Linked DNA regions of Mus musculus: region 1 is linked to region 2. Evidence: chromatin contacts called from ENCODE Hi-C or POLR2A ChIA-PET data. All regions are on one chromosome and are shown on one strand. Each heading gives the region's core, a stretch centred on a gene start or an enhancer-like site at or near the end of the contact. The rest is flanking DNA. Distances are from core to core; before and after follow the strand shown. Region 1 holds the start of Nabp1 (nucleic acid binding protein 1). Region 2 holds the start of Slc39a10 (solute carrier family 39 (zinc transporter), member 10).

Region 1 (6,439 bases), core at 3,847-6,346, 4.6 Mb before region 2:
TTTCCTCCCTTCTTTCTATGAGTGTTATCCGGGACCCTCTGTAGCCTACCTGTAGCCTTCAGGCCCACCTGCAGAATCCCTGAGCACTATGCTGCCCTACCTATAGAATCTTGACTTTTTTCACCTTGCTATTCATGATTCTCTAGTTACTATATATCAATTTGTTCTGTGTACACCTTTAGAATGTAAGTTGCATTAAGTCAGGGATTTTTTTTTTGTACTTGTTTTTTTTTGTTTTTCAGATGCAATCTCAATCCTAACACAGATAAGTTCAGTATCAATAGGTTAACAGTTATGTTTAGTGCCTTTATAAAGTACACAGGGAAATGCATTTTCAAAATTCCCCAGTGGAATCTGATGAAGCCATACTCAGTGTCTTCACTCCTAAAAACTAGTTTAAGGAAACACTGGTCCAGGGAATGTATAGGGAAGTGGAAAACATTTTTGATCTAACACTATCTCCTATCTGGCTGTGTTTTTCAGACTCTGGTGTACATTGATGGCCATTACCTGGGGGTGTTTTCTAAACATGTTGAATGTTGATATCTGTCTCAACTTGAGAAAGTTCAATTGTGAGTTGTTTATCCTTTCCATAGTATTATCTACTGTTGGTGATCGATTGGAACATAGGAATTCTTTAGTAACTCTAGATGGTTTTCCTGTTAACATCTTGTGGCTTGTATTTTTTTTTTTTTTTTCGAGATAGCATTTCTCTGTTTAGCCCTGGCTGTCCTGAACTCCCTCTGTAGATCAGGCTGGCCTCAAACTCAGAGATCTGCCTGCCTCTGCCTCCTGAGTTGTGGACCACCACTGCTCAGTTTTATTTTTTTCATCTACAAAATAAAAGGTTTTCAGTCCCCACTTCTTTGGGATTGAAGGCCATCAGAGGATATACAATCTCACAGAGTAAGAACTACTGAATTCTTGGCCAAGGAGACAGCCATTATTGAACTAGCTGGACCACAGCCTATAAGCCACTTTAACAAATTCCCTTTTTAATGTCAATTCTGTTCATCCAGAGAACCTTAATACAGAGCACCGACTCTTCATGGTGATGTGTGGGTGTCTATGTGCATGTGTGAACTTCACAGTGCCCCCAAATAAGAGCTGGGTATCCACTTTTTATTGTAGTGAAGTCAGAATTTGGTGATCTTGACCTTGTTTTTCCTTTTGTGCAGTCTTGATACATAGCTGAGGCTGTCCTTGCATTTGTGCCTAAGCTTCCCAAGTGCTGGAGATTACAGGTCTTGGCCAACAAACCAGCTTGTAAATGGAATTTTAGGACAGTCCTGAAACCTAGTCAACATGTGTCTGGTGTGAGGATAGAGACTGATGCTTCTTTTAAATTTTTTTTTTAATCGTTTTGGTATGGCTTGTTAAGCAGCAGAACTCTGAGATCCTCCCCACTGAGTTTTTACATTATTTTATGTATTTGCTTGTACATTCAGTTTTACAAAGGACACCAGGAAAATGTTAAACAGTAGCAACTCTTGGAAACATCCAGATTAAGCATTCTCACAGTTCTGTAAAACTGTGACCTTGTGGGAGCTCCAACTGTGACCTTGTGGAAGCTCCAACTGTGACCTTGTGGAAGCTCCAACTGTGACCTTGTGGAAGCTCCGACTGTGACCTTGTGGAAGCTCCAACTGTGACCTTGTGGAAGCTCCAACTGTGACCTTGTGGAAGCTCCAACTGTGACCTTGTGGAAGCTCCGACCTATCCAGGCTCTTTAGACATACGACTTGGAGCATTGTCTACAACATCCTTTAAGTATGAAAATCATGATATATATACTTGAACCAATAATATGTTATTTGTTTCCATATAGTTCTGTTGGGCAATATACTTTTGCTTTTTTCCATAAATAGCAAATTCAGGAAACTATTGAGAGGTAAGATATACTGAAAACATAGAACATAGAACATAAAAGCCAAAACTGTTTCAGAACATAGACGCCAAAGCTGCCTACCTCATTATTACAGAGTAATATGCTTTGAATTAATCTACTTAACAATGAGTTTCTTTCCAAGAGGAACTAAAATTTCATTATCCTCTAGAATATTTCACTGACCTCCAGCCCCAAGCAGGCATTGGGGATTATTCTGAATTACAAATCCTTCAAAAAAGTCAATTACAAATTTAGATAACTAGTGATTTACACATTTTATATTCTTTTAAAGAAAAAGTTTTATAAGCATAAGGGTTTAAAGCTCAGATTTTTTGGGGGGGGGGGTGTCACGAAACATGTATCATTGAGAGAGCTACTGAATCTAATTGTGAGGAGTGTTCAGAGCCAGATATGTAGTAGATGCTTAATGCATGCCAGCATATACTCTAGGGAATGGTTACATGAGTATAGCAAGTTTTTATCTTTTTATTTTTAATTTTTATGAGTACTGGTATTTTGTCAGCATGTATGTTTATGTACCACAAATATGTATTGCCTGCCTGTGTATGCTGGGAATCAAACCCAGGGCCTGCTCGGGGAGAGCAGCCAATGTTTTTAACCATGAACCATCTCTCCAGCCTCAGCAAAAGTCTAATATATATATTTATTTATTTTTTTCTGTGAGATGGTTCCCTTTTGTAGCCTTGGCTGGGCTGGAACTCACTGTGTAGACCATTTAGCAATTGATCTGCCTTTGCCTCTAGTGCTGCCTTAAGAGCTTGGACCATCACACCCATAGTTGATTTTATCCTTAATCAACTATAATCTTTGAGAAGTGACTTAGGAGTTGCTGAAACCTATGCTCTCCATTGAACTGTGTGTTCTTGTTGCAGTTTCTCAAGGCTGCCTGTGGGTTTGTGAGAAAGTGGTGCCATTTTTATTGTGGGAGCTCTGTGCTAGGGGAGGAAGTGAGAGGATCAGCTGAGTCTGTCTTGGGTGGAGGGAGGGCCAGGAAGGGCAGGGACAGAGGGACAGCCCTGTGCAGTAGCTTCTGCTTTTTAGAGTGCCTGCTTCTCTCTTCTCTTCTCTTCTCTTCTCTCTCTCTCTCTCTCTCTCTCTCTCTCTCTCCTCCCTCTCTTGGCATGCAAGTGTGTTCTATTGAACATAGTTTTTTTTTTTTCATACCATATATTCTGATTATATCCCAACTCCTCCCAGATCCTCCCTTCCCATCTAAATTCACTTTCTCAGTTAGAAAATAAACAGGAATCTAAAAAATTATAATAAAACAAACAAAACATAAGGAAAAAAAAGCACAAGAATCAGATGGACACTGTGACACTCTTTCAAACACACAGAAATAGTACAAAACCAGAAACCATAATATACAATCAGTAAGGACCAGTCAAAACAGTCCCAACGAGACGTTAGGAGACAAAGAACCTCCCAAAATGTCACTGAGTTGTTTTTGTAGCCCAGGTGAAACTGTTAGAACTAATATTCATTTGTGAGCCGTTAATCAGTTGGAGATGTCTTCTGGTTTGGGGATAGGGTGCATGAGTCTGTCTACCTCTCCTCTCAGTGTTGGTCAGCCCCGAGAACCCACCTAGGGCACACCCCTACAGGGCCTGGTCTCTTAGTGTTTGGGACCTCTTTAAGGAATGTGTATATAAATAATTCTGAGCATCCCTCTTAGTCCTTTTTATGAGGGCAAATGGTTGAGAATTCAGGGAGTGGCTAGGTCCCCCACCCCACCCCACCCCACCCAGATCCCTGGCCACAACTTTGCTCTATTATATTGTTTGTTTTTCAAGGCAAGGTTTCTGTGTAGCTCAGGCTGACCTTGAACTCACAGATTGCCTGAGATTCCTGAATGGTGGGATTAAAGGTGTGCTTCACCTCTAGGCTGCTCAATGTTCTTAACATGGCTTGTTATTTATTCTTAAACTTTTCTCTATGCTGTTTCTCGGTATTATCCTTAAAAAGAAAAAGAAGTGTGTTTTTGATATATACATTTTCTATTTTCCACAGTATTTGCTTATATGATTCTCTAACATGCTAGAATATACTCTGCTGTTCCCATTTCTTCAATCTGTTTTGGAGGGTTACAATCATACTACTTAAACATAAAATACTTCTGGTTGAAGCCTCCTAGGGTCAAGATTGCCTAAATTGAAATCCAGTTTGGTTATTCTCTAGTGAGTTTTATTACTTGTAAACGGGGGTTAAAATTATCACTCACCATGAGATTAAATAACAGGTAATTATTTTCAATAGAAAATTGATGAAAAGAAATACTGATCACAGATCTATTTGCGACTGTACTTGGGCAATTTATTTATGACCCCATTTTATCCTCTATGAGGCAAGGATCCTAGTTTTATTGTTCAGATTGTTAAATTCTGGCTAGGAAGCTTAACCAACTAATTTCAAGGTCACACAATTAGCCTCCAGCTTGTTTGGTGGCAAAGCACAACCCTCCCTTTCAGGTTTTGTTTTAAGGTTCCCCTTCACCAGTGTATGGTTAACTCATCTTAGTTATATAAAAGCCAAGTGCAATTTAAAGAAAAGGGTTAAGGAAAAAATGAAATATCTGTGGAACTTAACTATGTATGGCTATTATCAGCATGAAAAGAGGTTTATTTACAAGTTACTTTTAAAAAGACCACCTCGTGTTTCTGGATCCCAATTTAAACACCTCTAAAGTACGAAGGTTGATCGCCAAGTTGCCTGCGACTGGGAACCACTCTCTTGGAAGCCTCGGACACCTTTAGTTCGCCCTTTTTTCTCTCTCCTTGATCCTGCTCGATCACTCTCTCCGTTCCTTCTCAACTGCATACTTGCTCTAACCACGGGGTTCGGAACATCTGAGTTCCACGTGATCGCGGGACTGAAGGGCAAAGGTGGCCTTACTGAAGGATCCTGAGGAATTAGAAGAAGCCAGGTCTCCCTCGGAGCACCAAAAGACCCAGCCCTACAGAAACCCGGAAGACGTGGAGCGACCAGCGGGAGGAGGGTGTGGCCGAGAGACCATTGGTCGGCCGGGAGGCGGTGCTTGTGCTGACAGTAGGGGAGGATCCAGGGAAGCTGCGAGCTCAGTGGCGCTGTGTTCCGCCCCAGAGGCGTGCTAGTGGGCGTGGTGACGTCGCGTGACGCCACAAGGGGCGGGGCGCGGCTTAATAAAGCCGGCCTGAGGGAGCGTTCGCCAGTTGCTGCTTGGGACGCGGGCTGCGCGGTTGGTGAACAGCCTTGCCGTTTTGCTGTCACGTACCTTCCCTGAGCCTGGGACGGAGGGGGCGCGCGCGTGTGCGTGTGTTGTGTGAGGGACAGCGGGACTCGGGCAGGGCCGTCTCCTGATCCCTTTTCCCTTAGCGGAGGCGGCAGTGCGCACGCTGGTTTGCTCGCCGCCCACTTGGGAGCGGGCTCAGGGTGCGGAGTGCGTCTTCGGTTTTGTTTTTTGGTTTTTTGTTTTTTTTGAACTTGTGAGAGTCTTTTTCCCCTCCCTTTTCCATTTTTATTTTCTTTTGGCTCCGTGCCTCTAGGGCTGGTTTACCCGGCCCCTGAATTACCGCTTCCTGACCCCGGTCGCCAATCTTGCCCCAGGTTGCTCCCCGGCTCTGCCCCTGCCCCTCCCCGAGGGTGGGAAGCCTTGCCTAGTGGGTCTCTGAAGCGTAGCCGCACCTGCCTCAGTATGCACGGGGTCAACGACCCTCCACTTTTTATAAAAGACATTAAGGCCGGACTGAAAAACTTAAATGTCGTCTTTATTGTCCTGGAGATAGGTAAGTGAGGTCCGCAGCCCGCCCCACACCCTCGAGAGCTCGGACCTCTTCCCCGCCCGCGACCCCACGTGCTCCTGGCCCAGAATCCTACCCGGGGACAGAAGTCAGTCACGTAGCGAGCCAGAGGAGGGTGAAAGAGCTCCCTCGAATGAACTCCTTATCTAACACACCTTTCCTTCTCCCCTTTTTGATTTTTAAATCTTCACAGGACGAGTGACCAAAACCAAAGACGGCCATGAAGTGAGATCCTGCAAAGTAGCTGATAGAACGGGAAGCATCACTATTTCTGTGTGGGATGAGATCGGAGGGCTCATACAGACAGGGGATATTATTCGGTTGACCAGAGGGTAGGTGTGCATAAATTGGGGTAGGTGTGGGTTTGGCCGACTTCGGGGTTCTGAAGTTGTTTGGCTCTTCCATGGGCCACTTCAAGAAGGGAGCTGTTTTAGTGGACCTCACTGGGAGCAGCTCACCTTCACAGCTAATTTGTTTTAGGTAGGGATTTAACTCCCCTCCAATTTTAAAGGTTAATTTTATTTTTGAGAATACCGTGTGGAAGTCAGTGAGCATTTATCAGTGAGGCTGATAAAAGATCACATTACCCTTTCCACCCTTTCTTGGAGACTGGGTTTTTCTGTGTAGCCCTGGTTGTCCTGGAACAATTCTATAGACTAGTCTGTCCTCGAACTCACAGAGATATACCTGGAAATCAGTTCTGTGTGCCACACCAGTTGGACACATTTCCTTTTTAATCAGTTCGTGTATGAAG
Region 2 (6,186 bases), core at 2,294-4,793:
TGAACAATGTTGTTGAGTATTTTGACAAATGAAAGTAGGCAATATTTGCTAAGTATATCTTGGCTCAAGTGATAGACTTGCTTGTTTCTGTAGATGTTAGTTATGAAATGGTTCTCATTATTACCAGAAAGCTTTGGGCAAGATCTGAAACTTGTTTTCCTGTGATGACATTTTAAAAAATGAATCTTTAACAAGTGTTTGTTTCAACTAACTCAATAAACTTTTAAGATATTTAATGGTAACTCATGGTTAATTGTTCTCATGTTGGTAATTTCCCTTAAACTGAAGTGTAATAATCATAAATACATTTAAGATTTGCGATATTAATGATAATTTTTGCTGCTTTTGTTTCTGATTCCTTTGGACTAGGAGCTGAGTTATTGAAAGTCAAGTTAGCTTGTGCAGCTGGAAGTTTAAAAGATCTAAACTGGCCACCTGGTGGCAGCTGGGTCCTGTGTCTTCTGCAGGGGGTCACCAGACCTGTTTTTCTTCATTTTAATACTCTTGAGTGGGAAATGCCGCCTGAGAGCAAGAAAGAGAAGTGGGCTATTTGTTTATCTTTGTCCTGCACCCTTCCACCCTTCCAGCCTTAGAATCTAAGCACATTTGCTGCTTTGTTGGAACGTCTTTTTCACAAAACGCCTGAAAAACTATATATACTCCATGAGCAGCATAAATAAATAATAGAATAATAAGGCCCAGCACTGAAGAGCTAGCAGGGGTGAGTGAGTATGCAGAATAGGGTGGGGTAGGGAAGCTTCCTGATGCCACAGGGGTAAATGTCTTGGCTTTAGTTTACTCTTCTGAGTGAACCTCCTCTTTCTCATGAATTGGATCATCTTACTCTGAAGGGCATGTTGACGTGAATCTGAGGTAGCTCTACATCTTCTCTGCTTTGGCACCTGCCTCAGCAACCCTCAGAGGAAAGCCCTTCTCCTAGCAGTGCCTAGACCAGGGTGCAGCTATTTTAATGGAAGAGTCAGCTTCACAAAGGATGCTGAACTAAGTTTTTCACTCCCAGGTATGGAATACCACCGAGTCTCTAGAAATGATAACTGTTCAACTTAAAGCCTACATTCAGACCCTTGCTTACAGGAGCCTGACACCTTCCTTTCCCAGGTTTTAAATACCTGTTCTGGTGCTCAGTCCCTTGTATTTCACTCCATTTAATCTTCCTTCTTCTCTTAATGACTTTTCTAGGATGATCCAAATCTATTTGGTCATGTGAGAATCCGTGTTTAGATTCAAGTGTATTAAGGAGATTTTTTTTTTTTAGAAATCATTTATTATTACTAATCTTGATTCATGAAAAGAACAACTGGGTTTGAAAGGTCTGATTTCTTAGAATCTCTCCTGCCCTTTGTAGATTTCATTACCACCATAACTGTGTTGTGGATGGTGAGCACTTTCTCAAAATTAGAAGGGAAGCTGGGCCTCTGTCCTGGGCTTCCTTTAGTGACAGTTAAAGTTCAAGGTGGGGTGTGATTTGTATGCCCATTGTTATATTTGGCTCTTTCCTAATCCTTGGAAGAACTAAAAGATTCATTGGATTCACTATATTGCCTCATAGAAGTAAAACGGTTACCTTTAAATTTCAGATACAGATACATGAAATAATACCGTGACTGAAGCTTTTAGCACTTTAGTTGCCACAATCTGAAATTCTCGAAAATCTTGAAAGGACTGTGAGAGATTGAGGAGTATGGAGGAATCCCATTAACAGCTGTAGCTACTAACTGCTCTCCATGGTCATACTTCAGTGTTTAACCAAGTATTTAGATGTACCTGTGCAAACCAGGTGAACATTGGTTTTGTAAACAAATAGCCCCAAATCACTGCTCGAAACTTGACTCAAGGGCTCTAACTTATTTGAAAAATGTTTATAAATATATATATATATATATATATATATATATATATATATATATATATATATATTGACAATGTGTTTAATCAAATAATTAGAAGCCTTAAAATACCATGGCAAATTGGATATTTTAATGCTTTGTACCCAAAGGATCTACTGGTAAACTCTATACAACTTAAGTCATTACTTTTTGTGTAATCCCCAGCTTAATTCATGGGTCTGAGGACTGTGGTCACTCTGCTATCTTCTTCCACTAATGTTGAGGCCTGAGGACTTATCAGAATGTCTTCCTTTGACAGCAGAGAAAGAGGAGTAGAAGAAGCTCACTGTGGTTTTAGCCACTCATTAAGCACTCGAAAGATGTTCCGTGTACAGGTAGAAAACAAAAGGCAAAACAGCTTCTTTCATGGAGTTCAAGTCAGCGAGACAGGCCACGTAGCCATACCGAATAGGTTTGGCTTTCTATGCCCCTCCTCGGTTCTCTCAGGCAAGTTACTTATTTCCTATGACTTTATTTCCTGGGTAGTCATTCTTCAGTCTGTTAGGAATATTAAATTAATACACACGCAAAGCATGCTGGAGGTACCTGATACATAAAGCTGGCAATTACTACTGCTCAGAGTTATATGCACTCTGTTCATCCATAAAGCAAGGCCAGAATTCACTTTCACTAGTAAATACGCTCAGCTTGAATACAGAAACACAGGCATCTGGGCAGAATACAAATAAGCCTAGACATGAATTAAGAGTCAGGAAGCAGAGTAATGAATAATGAAGCAAAGAGTTTGCCGAGCCTCCTTTTAAGAAAATTGTGGGTTGTTAGTTGCTTAAGAGGGGAGGAGGCCATTGAGAATGGCGGTGTGAGCAAAGGGATCCAAGAACAGGCAGGATATAAGCATGAATGCACCGGTGTTGCTGGGCGGATGGGGGGGGGGGGGCTTGCCTTTGGGTGTAAAACTGTTCCAGTAAGAGAAGGTGGTGGGAAGTCCTTGGATGGGTACCCAAAGCTACCAGAACTACGTGACATTTTTAAACTCAACTCCTTTCTGTTTGGGAAGTCCCACTGTAAGTGCTCTTTAAATGGGGGTGCGGTGGGGGGAGTTATGCAAAACACTTTGCACATAGCACTAAAGTTTAGTTTTGCCCAGAGACTGGCACGGTCGCTGGGACAGAGGGGGCGGAGTTAATTTAATATAGATGTCTAACCCGTGTACAGATCAGCAATCCTAATTGATCACTCCGAAACTTCGGCCTAGGACGCTCGTTCTCCAGGCTTCTACGTCTCATCCGCTAGCCCAAGGCCTCAGCAACCGACGTGCGAGGCCAGGCGAGGCGACCAAGGCCGTTCCACGCATGCGTTAAAAGCCGCCCCAACTCCCCCCAATCCCCGAGGAGTCCTTTCTCAGAACAAAACTAGCGCGGAGCTACAGAGCTCCGCAATTTGCGTAGATCTAATTTCTTCCAGTTGCCGCCAGTCGGTGTAGCTCCCGCCGGTGCCGCCGCTCTCCTACGCCAGGCGCGTCCGCGAAGTGAATGGCTGAACGCTGCCGGTGCGCCGCCGGCGTAGCGCCGATCAGGCCGAGGTGCGGCTGCGCAGGGCGCCCGAGCGGGCCGGGTGCGCCGCCGGCGTAGCGCTGAGGCGGCCAGGGTGCGGCTGCGCAGGGAGCCGGAGCAGGCTGAGTGCGCCGTCGGCGTAGAGCGCCGGCTCTCGCGCTAGGCTCCGCGACGCAGATAGCGCAGGCGGCTTTGGAGAATACACGACTGGGTGCAGCCGGGGTTTGGTACCGAGCGGAGAGGAGATGCACACGGCACTCGAGTGTGAGGTAACTATAAAACCCCGATTTGTTTACATTCCCTCCCCCAGAACCGGCCCCGTGCGCGGCGGAGCCTGGGAGTCCCGGGACGGCTGGGGAGGCTGGGCGGCCGGGTTGGGGCTGGCACCGGGGCCTCTGGGTTGGGACGCGTGTGTTCGCAGCTGCTGCAGGCGGTGGCGGCGAGCAGGAGAGCGGCGCGTGAGGCTGGGGCCAGCCGAGTGTGCCGCGTCGGCGGTGGGGGACCCGCGCCCCACGGCCTGCTGCGGGGCCGCGGAGCGGGCAGCGCCGGTTGAGGGCTGCGCGGGCTTCCCGCGGCCGCCGTACGGGGGACCCGGGACCCGAGGCAGGTCCCAGGGGCTCGTCTGCGGGGGGTAACGGACGGCGGCCGCTCAGCTCCGGGCCAACCGAAAAGGCTCGGTGGGGCGCGCGGGAACTGCGTGTGGCGCAGCCCACGGGTCCCGGAGCCGGGTTGTGGGGCGACCGTGGTGCGGCCGCGGGCTTTGTTCCCGGCCACCGGGGTGTAGGGTGGCGTGGGCGCGGTTGGGAGCGGAGGGAAGTGGCCGGCCCACCGCGGGGTCCGCATCCGCTCCACGCTTCGCTCCTCCCTTGGGGGGGGGGGGGTCTTCGGAACTCTCCAGCCTGGCGAGGCGTCGGGTGGCGTGACGTGGAAGGGCTTCCTGCGGCTTCTGAGAAGACGCGTTCACGTGGGAGCCTGTCCACATGGGCCGAGTTTAAGGAGCTGGGCACGTGGAAGAAATCTCACCGCAGGACGCCCCGCCACCGATTTGGAAGGGTCCTTCACCCCAGTGTCTGCTCCAAGTGACACAAAGCATGAGTTAAAAGACAGTACAACCCACCGTCTCCTAGAAACTTATTTATGTCTCCGTTAAGTGCGGTAACTAGCGGGTGACAGGTTTCTTGTATGTTTTCTTTTTGGATGTGTATCTAATGGTAATTAAGAAAAAGTAATACAAGAGCTGGAGGCTTAGAATTGTTAACAGTGCTATTGGGAAGCCTAAACAAAGCAGAACTTCTGTGTACAGAGTAATGTTAGGATTCCCGTAATCTACAAGTATTTGAGTACCTTGTGAGTCATTTCTCCTGGACCTTGGGAGTCCATCCCACACACCCCTCTTCCTATGTGCATTGGACATTACAGTAGGATGAAAGACACATCAGTGATAAAGTGATAAATGCTGTGAAGGAAATAAAATGTGCTGGTGGGCATTTTTAGCATTTGGTGTTTTCTAGAATAAGGGTCTTGGATTGTGACTATAGATTATTAAGGGTACATAAAGTTACATTGAAAGAGTTAATGGGAAACTATTTGGCTTTGATGGAGTAAGCCATACTTGAATAAAGCATTAAATATCAACGGTACTGGCCTGCCTAATAATGACTAACTTCAAACTAGCAAGAACTAAAAATTATACTTAAAGGATTTAAGTGTTTTGTATTACTGTAATTTTGGCCTGTATTCAGGAAGTTACATCCTCACCGAAAAGTAACTGAATTTCAGTGGTTTTAATCTCTCCCCAAATTGACAAAACTGAATTCTATCAACTAAGCGTGGTTAGGAACCCATGCGCAAGAATGAATGGTTTTGGTGCTACTTTAAAAGAGGTGGCAAAGACGATTTCTCAGGTGATACCTGAAGGCACAGATCTATAAACCCAGCTACTTTGGGAGCAGGGGTGGGAGGAGACTGAGGAAGGAAGCTGGCAAGTTAGAGTCCTGGAGCTTGTCTTAAAAGTTAAGTAAAAGAGCTGAGTGGTAGGAAACTTGCCCAGGGTTTGCACAAATCTACACTTAATTGTTAGTACTGCAAATAATGTATGCCTGTATGGATATGTATCATGAGCTATGCAGGTGAATACCCTTTATCTGAAATGTTCAGGACCAGAAGTGTTTTCAGCTTTTGTTTGTGAATTAGGAGATATTTGGATATATTAAATAATGGAGTGTTTCTTGGGCTAGGGCCCAATTCTGAACATAAATTGAACTTTTACTTTGTATAAGCCAGGGTACTTACACTGAAGGACATTTTACAACCTTTTTTCTAAAGTTAGAGTTTGCCTGAGACCTGTCCAGACAAAGTTGGAGCATGTTAGTTCCCAGAACATTGTAAATTCCGTAGCATTTCAGATTTCATTACAAGGTGCTACCTGGATTAGGTCTTCCTTTTACAGCCTCTAGTCCCCTGAGATAGCTTGTAAACTACCACCCTCATCCCACTTTTTTGTCCAGACTTTTGTTTTTTCTTGATGCTTTCCCTATGTAGCTCTTGTGTGTCTGGAACTCAGGATCCACTTTCCTCAGTCCTTGGAGTCACCTTTGGCTCTGCCAGATTTTCAACCCTGGTTTGAATTACTTTGAGGAGGCCTAATGTTTAGCATGCAAGCATTGCTCTAGGAAACCTAAGCGATATATGGAGAAGATAGGGGTGTGTGTGTGTGTGTGTGTGTGTGTGTGTGTGTGTGTGTGTGTGTGTGTGTGTATTTTTTC

The links. A loop is a pair of places that touch in the nucleus more often than their neighbours do. ChIA-PET counts read pairs that join two places held with the same protein, here RNA polymerase II (POLR2A).
Region 1: a map of v-Abl transformed pro-B cells shows a loop between it and region 2 (3-fold over the local background). The contact joins the promoter of Nabp1 here to the promoter of Slc39a10 in region 2. A Hi-C loop is called at or near these places in 1 of 37 maps with a recorded cell type or tissue (v-Abl transformed pro-B cells). POLR2A ChIA-PET finds 5 or more read pairs at or near these places in 1 of 5 experiments (embryonic stem cell).

Annotation. Positions count from the first base shown.
Region 1 is chr1:51,477,056-51,483,494 of GRCm38, reverse strand. It overlaps Nabp1 (nucleic acid binding protein 1), which reads left to right and starts at 5,096. Exons shown (of 6, transcript NM_028696.3): 1 at 5,096-5,670; 2 at 5,879-6,017. The coding sequence starts at 5,580.
Region 2 is chr1:46,850,975-46,857,160 of GRCm38, reverse strand. It overlaps Slc39a10 (solute carrier family 39 (zinc transporter), member 10), which reads left to right and starts at 3,543. Exons shown (of 10, transcript NM_172653.3): 1 at 3,543-3,690.